Regions from separate parts of the Homo sapiens genome. Here region 2 is linked to region 1. Evidence: chromatin contacts called from ENCODE Hi-C or POLR2A ChIA-PET data. All regions are on one chromosome and are shown on one strand. The core of a region is the stretch at or near the end of the contact, and the rest is flanking DNA. Distances in the headings are between cores, read along the strand shown.

Region 1 (3,484 bases), core at 518-3,017:
TGATTTCAGAGGTGAGGGAGTTCTGGGTGGTGACTAAGTCTAGGGAGTGGTGATGGGAGTGGGTGGCCAAGTCACAGTGGGACAGAAGGTTGTCAGAGATGGGGAAAGCCAGCAGCTCAGAGGCTAGGGTGTGGGCTGCCACTCTCACGGACATAAAGTCATCCCGATGATGACAGGGGCTCCCTGTACACACCACACCTTACCTCTCCTGGCAACACCCCACTGTGTCTCAACCATGTGGGTTGCTATGGTGGTGGGTGTATGTGGGATGGTGGTAGTTAAAACTGGGAGGGCTCTGTGAGATGTTTCCATAATAGGAAGAGATTTTGTCACTTGTGTAAGCTTTGAACAAAATGGGTTCCTCAAAGTCCTCACATAGCTTGTTATCAAGATGAATCAGGATTGAGAAAATCTAAGATTCGTCCTCTACTCCCATGCTGATGGCAGCCCAGAATGGAACGCCTCCTCCCCTTCCCCCACTCCTGGAGCCTGCTCCTCTCTCATGTCCTCCCAGCCACTCTGTGTAGATAATTCAGTCTCACTCTCATGTCACCAACTCTGCCTCTTTCTATTTATTCCCACTGTACCTGTTCTGATTCATGTTATTGCCACCAGTCTCCTAACATTACATTGCTTCTTAACTGATTTATCTGCTCCACCCTTTCCCTCCAACTTTCCCCAGCTCCCCCTTCCAGGGGAGAGAGGACAAAGAGAGGACACTCCTAGAAATAAACTCTCCAAAATACACCCTTCCCACAGCCGTCAGCAGAGCCTCTGCAAAATGCGGGTCAGTTTAGATGACTCCTGTCATGGAAACTTCTCAGAGGGTCTCTGTGTCTACAGAACAAAGACGACACTCCTTGCTTAGCACGATACCAAGACTCCTCCTCGCCTGACCACCTACATCTCCTCCCTCCATGTCCTATGCGCCAGTCCCTGTGGGCTTTTGTATGTTAGCTGTAACAAAGCATGTACTTTCCTGACTCATGCTCTCCTCCTGTTTCTCTGGCTGGCAAGAGCCTGTGCATCCCATAGGGCTTAGCCGCAATCACACCTTCTCTTTGGTGCCTTTTTTATCCTCATAGTTCAAAATTAATCAGCCCTTTCTCTACAACAAAGCCAGCATGTTGTCAAATCTCTATTTAGCATATATTGTCAGCCTTGTATTGCAGTCAACTGTTTAGAAATCGTTCATGTAACACTTATCTATAAATATGTTTAGTTGTGTGAGACGCTGAGGACACAAAGACAGAAGGCCAGTCCCTGCCTTCAGAGTGTTCATGTTTTGGTGATGGGGGAATGGGAGTTTCTGCTAGGCTGCCAGGCAATGGCACAGCTTAGTGGTATATGCTGTGATGCTTGAAGGACGTCTACCCAGACGAGGGTCAGGGAAGACTTCCTGTGGGAAGATGACATCTCAGCTGAGGCTGGAGGGAGGAGCTGCCTGGCTTTTCAGGTAATTCCACCATGTAGTAGAATTACCAGTTTATATGTCTCTCTCCCCAGCTACAATCTAAATTTCTGAAGTTCAGAGAAATGTTTTACTTATCGCTGAGTCCCCACACCTCATTCCAGAGGCTGGCACATCTTAAACCACAGTGATGATTGTTAGGATGGGCCTCTAGACTCCTGGAAGGCAGGAGCTCTGTCTTCTCCATTCTTTTATTCTTCTCTCTTCCAGTGCCTTGTAGCGAAGCCTTGGCAGATTGGGTGTTTTCTGAAATGAGTTACAAGAGAGCTTCCCGGAAGTAGCAGGTGCTCTGGGGACACATGAGCAAACAGTTGGCCTGGGATGTGTCTCAGACTAGACAAGTGCACACAACTCATGTGACTGCTGTCTAGACCCCAGATGCCAGCAAGCTGATGCTCATCCCAGCTGGGCTCCCTGAGGCTGGCTGACCGAACAAGACCTCCCAGCTTTGGCCTGTTGTCCATCATTCTTTCCTACACGCTGCCAGGAAACGGACAGGGAAGGGGCACTTCCAGCAAGCAGAGACAGGGCCAAGAACTCCAGGGACCAGGCTGGAGTGACTTACCGGGACAGCGTGGGGGCACACTGAGATGCACCAGCAGAATGCCTCCTGCCCGGGCTAGAGATTGGACCCCAGCATGGTTTTGGAGGCTGTAGATTCAGCAGTTGTGGTGTCACGAGTCACTCATCTCAAATAAAGGACAGGGGGAACTCAGTGTGAGCCCCAAACAAGAAGCTCACAGGCAGCTTCTGAGCCCTGGGGAGAAATTGTTTGCTCCTGGGCTGGGTGGTAAGGGGGGGTTCTCCAGTGGACCCTCCTTCCTCCACCTACTTGCCACCAATTTGTATTGGGGAGGGGTTGGTATGCAGAGGGTGAAGACAGTATCATAAAAGCAGGAAAGTGTCCTGAATTCCAGGGCTGAGGAAACTCCCCCTGGGGCTCTATAGTTCCTACCAGGAAGTGGGGAATTCCCAGCAGCTTGCAGTGGGTGGTGGGGAGGTGGAGAGGGAGAAGTTTCCAGAGGGTCAGGGCTTCCTTAGGAAGGGCCCTCCCATCCTGAGGCAAATCTCTGCTCATCCCCTGAAGGTAGAAGTGGGCTTTGGGATCCAAGGTGCCCTTTAGCTTGGGATGTAGGGCATGTAATTCTTACTCAAAGGACAGCCTCTCTCCTCAGGCCTCGGCAAGGAGCCAAGACAGACGCCCTCTCCTCCAGCAGCCGGCTCCTTGGGGCTCCTCCTCCTCCTCTCCTCCCAGCGCTCCTCGCTGGACTTCTTTATTCCCCACATTGTCTTCTCATCTCCCTACTGAAACTAGGAGAAGGTGGAGGGAGGGCCTAGATTGTTCCTCTCTGAAAGGGTCCCCCAGTTGGGTAAGAAGAGCTGGTCTGTGGTCACGGCCTACAATCCAGTAAGCTCGGGCTCTGCCTGTGGCCAAGTTACTCAGCTACTCCAAGTCCAGGCTTGCTCCTCTGTAAAATGGGGATGCCCCTTTGCAAAGCTGTTGTGCTGAGCCATTGCATGTCAGACTCCTTGCGAATTCGCTTTAGAGATTGTTGTTCATTAGTCGAACATCCATTCAGCACATTTATTGTGTGCTCAGTGTGTGCTATGTGCTGTTCTGTGGGCTGTTCTGTGGGCTAAGAATGTAGAGTGAACAAAGCAGACAAAACCCCTGTCCTCCTGGAGCTCACACTTTAGTGGGGAAGATGAACAAGAAGGAAGCCAGCAAATACACAAACATGTAATACATAATAAATATAATTGCCTTCCACGCAAAAAATAAGGAAAAGTGACAAAGGGTGGAGAGTTCTATCTTAGGATGCTCAGCAAGAGCCTCTCTGAGGAGGTGACATTTGAACAGAGGCTTGAATGTGGTGAAGGGGAGGGCCAGGTGACAATATCCAGGAGGGCCTTCCAGGAAGAGTGAGCAGCACCAGCCAGTGCTCTGAGGCAGGGAGCAGCTTGCTTAGGGACCAGCAAGGAGTCGAGGGGTAGTAGTGGAGTGAGCAGGAC
Region 2 (3,484 bases), core at 275-2,774, 36 kb after region 1:
ATATCAATTTGCACTTATTTGGATGTTGTTTTCATATTTTTTAAAATCTTATTTTATATGTATTGTACATTCCACATCCCTAAGATTGTAAGCCCCTTGAGGGCAGGGACTGTCTTCCACTTTTTTTTGTGTTTCTTTTTCCATCCTGGGTTCTACTAAGAGAGGGCCTCTCCACATTTGCCAAACATGCAATAAATGTTGACTGACTGGCTTCAGGGCTGACTCACGGACTGACCCTGGCCAGCTGTCTCTAACTGACCAGCCTCTAGCTGACCAGTTAACCAGCTAACTGACTGACTCTGACTGACTGGCTGACCAGCTGGCTGGGTGAATGACTAACCAACCAACTATCTTGGTAACTGCCTAACTGACCAGCTGTTGCTTGGGGAGCCCATTGAGCAACTGACTAGCTGATTGCCTGACTAATTGGCTGGTTGGCTGACTAGCTGGGGTGACCCAGTCAAGTTTCCAGTCACATCCTTTACCAAGTGCAAGCCAGTGCCGCAGGGCTCTCCCATGTGTGGAGTGACAGGTCTGGGCCCCTTCTAGAGAGATAGGGAATTTGGCAAATGCTCAAAACCAGGGGAACCTATTTAGACAAGAACCAGCAGTAACAACATATCTGGAATCCTGGGGTCTACCTTGTCAGTGGGGTGGGCTAAGATGGGTGAGTGGGTCAGCTGGGGCACTGGCAAGACTGTGAAATGACCCAGGCCTCCTCAGAACTGGTTGCTGGTGGCTCAGTGCCACAACACCCTTCCCACGGGTCGTCTGTCCCCAAACCCCTCGCCGTGGTCTTGGCCCTCTGTCCCACCCCTCTACACGCCCACCCTCCTTTCCCCACTTGCTTATTCTCAGGCCCGTCCCAAGCTTTCCTCTTCCCCCTCAAGATTTCACTTGGAGAGGGAATCCAGGGCAGGGGCTACATCCAGATCCCACTTGGCCCGGCAGGTCCAGCCCTAAGGTGGTCTCCAGGCCAGGCACCAGTGGCCTTGGAGAGATTGAGTGCCAGCCCCTAGAGTGACTGCTGCTGTGATTTGAGAAGTGAGAGAGAGAAACATAGAGGCAGAGACTGAGATAGGGACTCAGAGCCACAGAAAATGCAGACACCAGCACCTCAGCCCTAAGCAGCTAGAAGATGGGGCAGCAGGCTGGAACTCGCTCACTGGGTCCTTCTCCCCTCCTGGGCCCTAGCTGGGCCTGTGGCCTGGCTGTACCCAGCATGGCTCATGTCCAGTTTATGGTTCCCCTTCTTTCCCTCTAGAGCATGGGAATGGGCAGGGAGCCAGAGGCTGTGGTTCCATCTTCCCTCCTTACCCAGTAGGGCCTATGGATGTTAGGGAGGGAGGCTCCACACAAGGTCCAAAGTCAAACTGTTGGATGGGGTCCAGGGGATTTCTGCTCTGGGAACAAAGCGTCCTGAGGATGCTGGGCAAGAGGACAAGGATGGGGGTGGAAGGCGAGAGGACAAGGCCCTGACTCCCATGGATGATGCGGGAGGCAAGGCCCTCGGCCCATCCAGGAGGGGCTGGGTTGCTTAGGGGTCGCGTGCCAAATGACAGTGTGGGAATTTCCTTGTCCTGGCACTGCCTCTAGACTTTTCCTCTCTGGCCCAAGTTGTTCCTCTTCAGCTAGCTCTGCCCTACTGTCTTGAACATCATATGTGATGCCCCTCTGATGAAATGAAAGATTCTTCTTTGCTAGTGTTAGCAGGAATCACCCTTTGTTCACTGGACCAAGGCCAATGAGATGACCTCGCCTGAGGAGGGGTCCAAAGACATTCAAGTGCCCGCTTCGCTCCTTGTCAGAGCCCTCTGCTTGAGCAGTAACCCCTCTTCCCAGCCCTGCCCAGACCTCTCCCGGGCCCCGTTATCTTCCACTGAGGCCCTGATTCCCCAGGAGGAGGTAGGAGGTGAGGCCAGTTGGGCCAGAGGCCTGGGCTGGTGCCAGAGAAAGCTGCCTGGTCTCTCTGTGGTGTCTGGAAAGGCCAGGGAAGGGAGGAAAGGAAGTCCTGCCTGCAGCACCGCCAGCAGCCCACAGGAATGCCACACCTCCCAATCCATGTCCTCAACGACCCTCCCCGCATTCCCACTCTGCTGACTAGCCTTTCCTTCTCTCCCACAGCTGGACGCACAGAACAGTCTCTCCGTGGGAGGAGACATTATGGGGCGTCCACCACCACCCCTCCCTGGCCATCCTCCTGGAATGTGGTCTGCCCTCCACCAGAGCTCCTGCCTGCCAGGACTGGACCAGAGCAGCCAGGCTGGGGCCCCTCTGTCTCAACCCGCAGACCCTTGACTGAATGAGAGAGGCCAGAGGATGCTCCCCATGCTGCCACTATTTATTGTGAGCCCTGGAGGCTCCCATGTGCTTGAGGAAGGCTGGTGAGCCCGGCTCAGGACCCTCTTCCCTCAGGGGCTGCACCCTCCTCTCACTCCCTTCCATGCCGGAACCCAGGCCAGGGACCCACCGGCCTGTGGTTTGTGGGAAAGCAGGGTGGACGCTGAGGAGTGAAAGAACCCTGCACCCAGAGGGCCTGCCTGGTGCCAAGGTATCCCAGCCTGGACAGGCATGGACCTGTCTCCAGAGAGAGGAGCCTGAAGTTCGTGGGGCGGGACAGCGTCGGCCTGATTTCCCGTAAAGGTGTGCAGCCTGAGAGACGGGAAGAGGAGGCCTCTGGACCTGCTGGTCTGCACTGACAGCCTGAAGGGTCTACACCCTCGGCTCACCTAAGTGCCCTGTGCTGGTTGCCAGGCGCAGAGGGGAGGCCAGCCCTGCCCTCAGGACCTGCCTGACCTGCCAGTGATGCCAAGAGGGGGATCAAGCACTGGCCTCTGCCCCTCCTCCTTCCAGCACCTGCCAGAGCTTCTCCAGGAGGCCAAGCAGAGGCTCCCCTCATGAAGGAAGCCATTGCACTGTGAACACTGTACCTGCCTGCTGAACAGCCTGCCCCCGTCCATCCATGAGCCAGCATCCGTCCGTCCTCCACTCTCCAGCCTCTCCCCAGCCTCCTGCACTGAGCTGGCCTCACCAGTCGACTGAGGGAGCCCCTCAGCCCTGACCTTCTCCTGACCTGGCCTTTGACTCCCCGGAGTGGAGTGGGGTGGGAGAACCTCCTGGGCCGCCAGCCAGAGCCGGTCTTTAGGCTGTGTTGTTCGCCCAGGTTTCTGCATCTTGCACTTTGACATTCCCAAGAGGGAAGGGACTAGTGGGAGAGAGCAAGGGAGGGGAGGGCACAGACAGAGAGGCTACAGGGCGAGCTCTGACTGAAGATGGGCCTTTGAAATATAGGTATGCACCTGAGGTTGGGGGAGGGTCTGCACTCCCAAACCCCAGCGCAGTGTCCTTTCCCTGCTGCCGACAGGAACCTGGGGCTGAACAGGTTATCCCTGTCAGGAGCCCTGGACTGGGCTGCATCTCAGCCCCACCTGCATGGTATCCAGCTCCCATCCACTTCTCACCCTTCTTTCCTCCTGACCTTGGT

The links. A loop is a pair of places that touch in the nucleus more often than their neighbours do. ChIA-PET counts read pairs that join two places held with the same protein, here RNA polymerase II (POLR2A). Pooled maps may share reads with other maps.
Region 2: a map of ascending aorta shows a loop between it and region 1 (2.3-fold over the local background). The contact joins two enhancer-like sites. A Hi-C loop is called at or near these places in 1 of 168 maps with a recorded cell type or tissue (ascending aorta) and 9 of 50 pooled maps. POLR2A ChIA-PET finds 5 or more read pairs at or near these places in 7 of 52 experiments (A549, BJ, K562 and 3 more).

Annotation. Positions count from the first base shown.
Region 1 is chr1:109,890,269-109,893,752 of GRCh38, forward strand. The region is part of intron 4 of LINC01768 (long intergenic non-protein coding RNA 1768); the gene reads left to right. Among named protein-coding and RNA genes, the nearest start is that of CSF1, 19 kb to the right of the region's middle. RefSeq lists an enhancer at 1-273. Within about 2 kb of position 1,768, at least 5 of the 41 ENCODE cell types and tissues checked have a DNase peak (open chromatin) inside an H3K27ac peak, as active enhancers do.
Region 2 is chr1:109,926,728-109,930,211 of GRCh38, forward strand. CSF1 (colony stimulating factor 1) reads left to right here. Exons shown (of 9, transcript NM_000757.6): 9 at 2,125-3,484. Among named protein-coding and RNA genes, the nearest start is that of CSF1, 18 kb to the left of the region's middle. Within about 2 kb of position 1,525, at least 25 of the 41 ENCODE cell types and tissues checked have a DNase peak (open chromatin) inside an H3K27ac peak, as active enhancers do.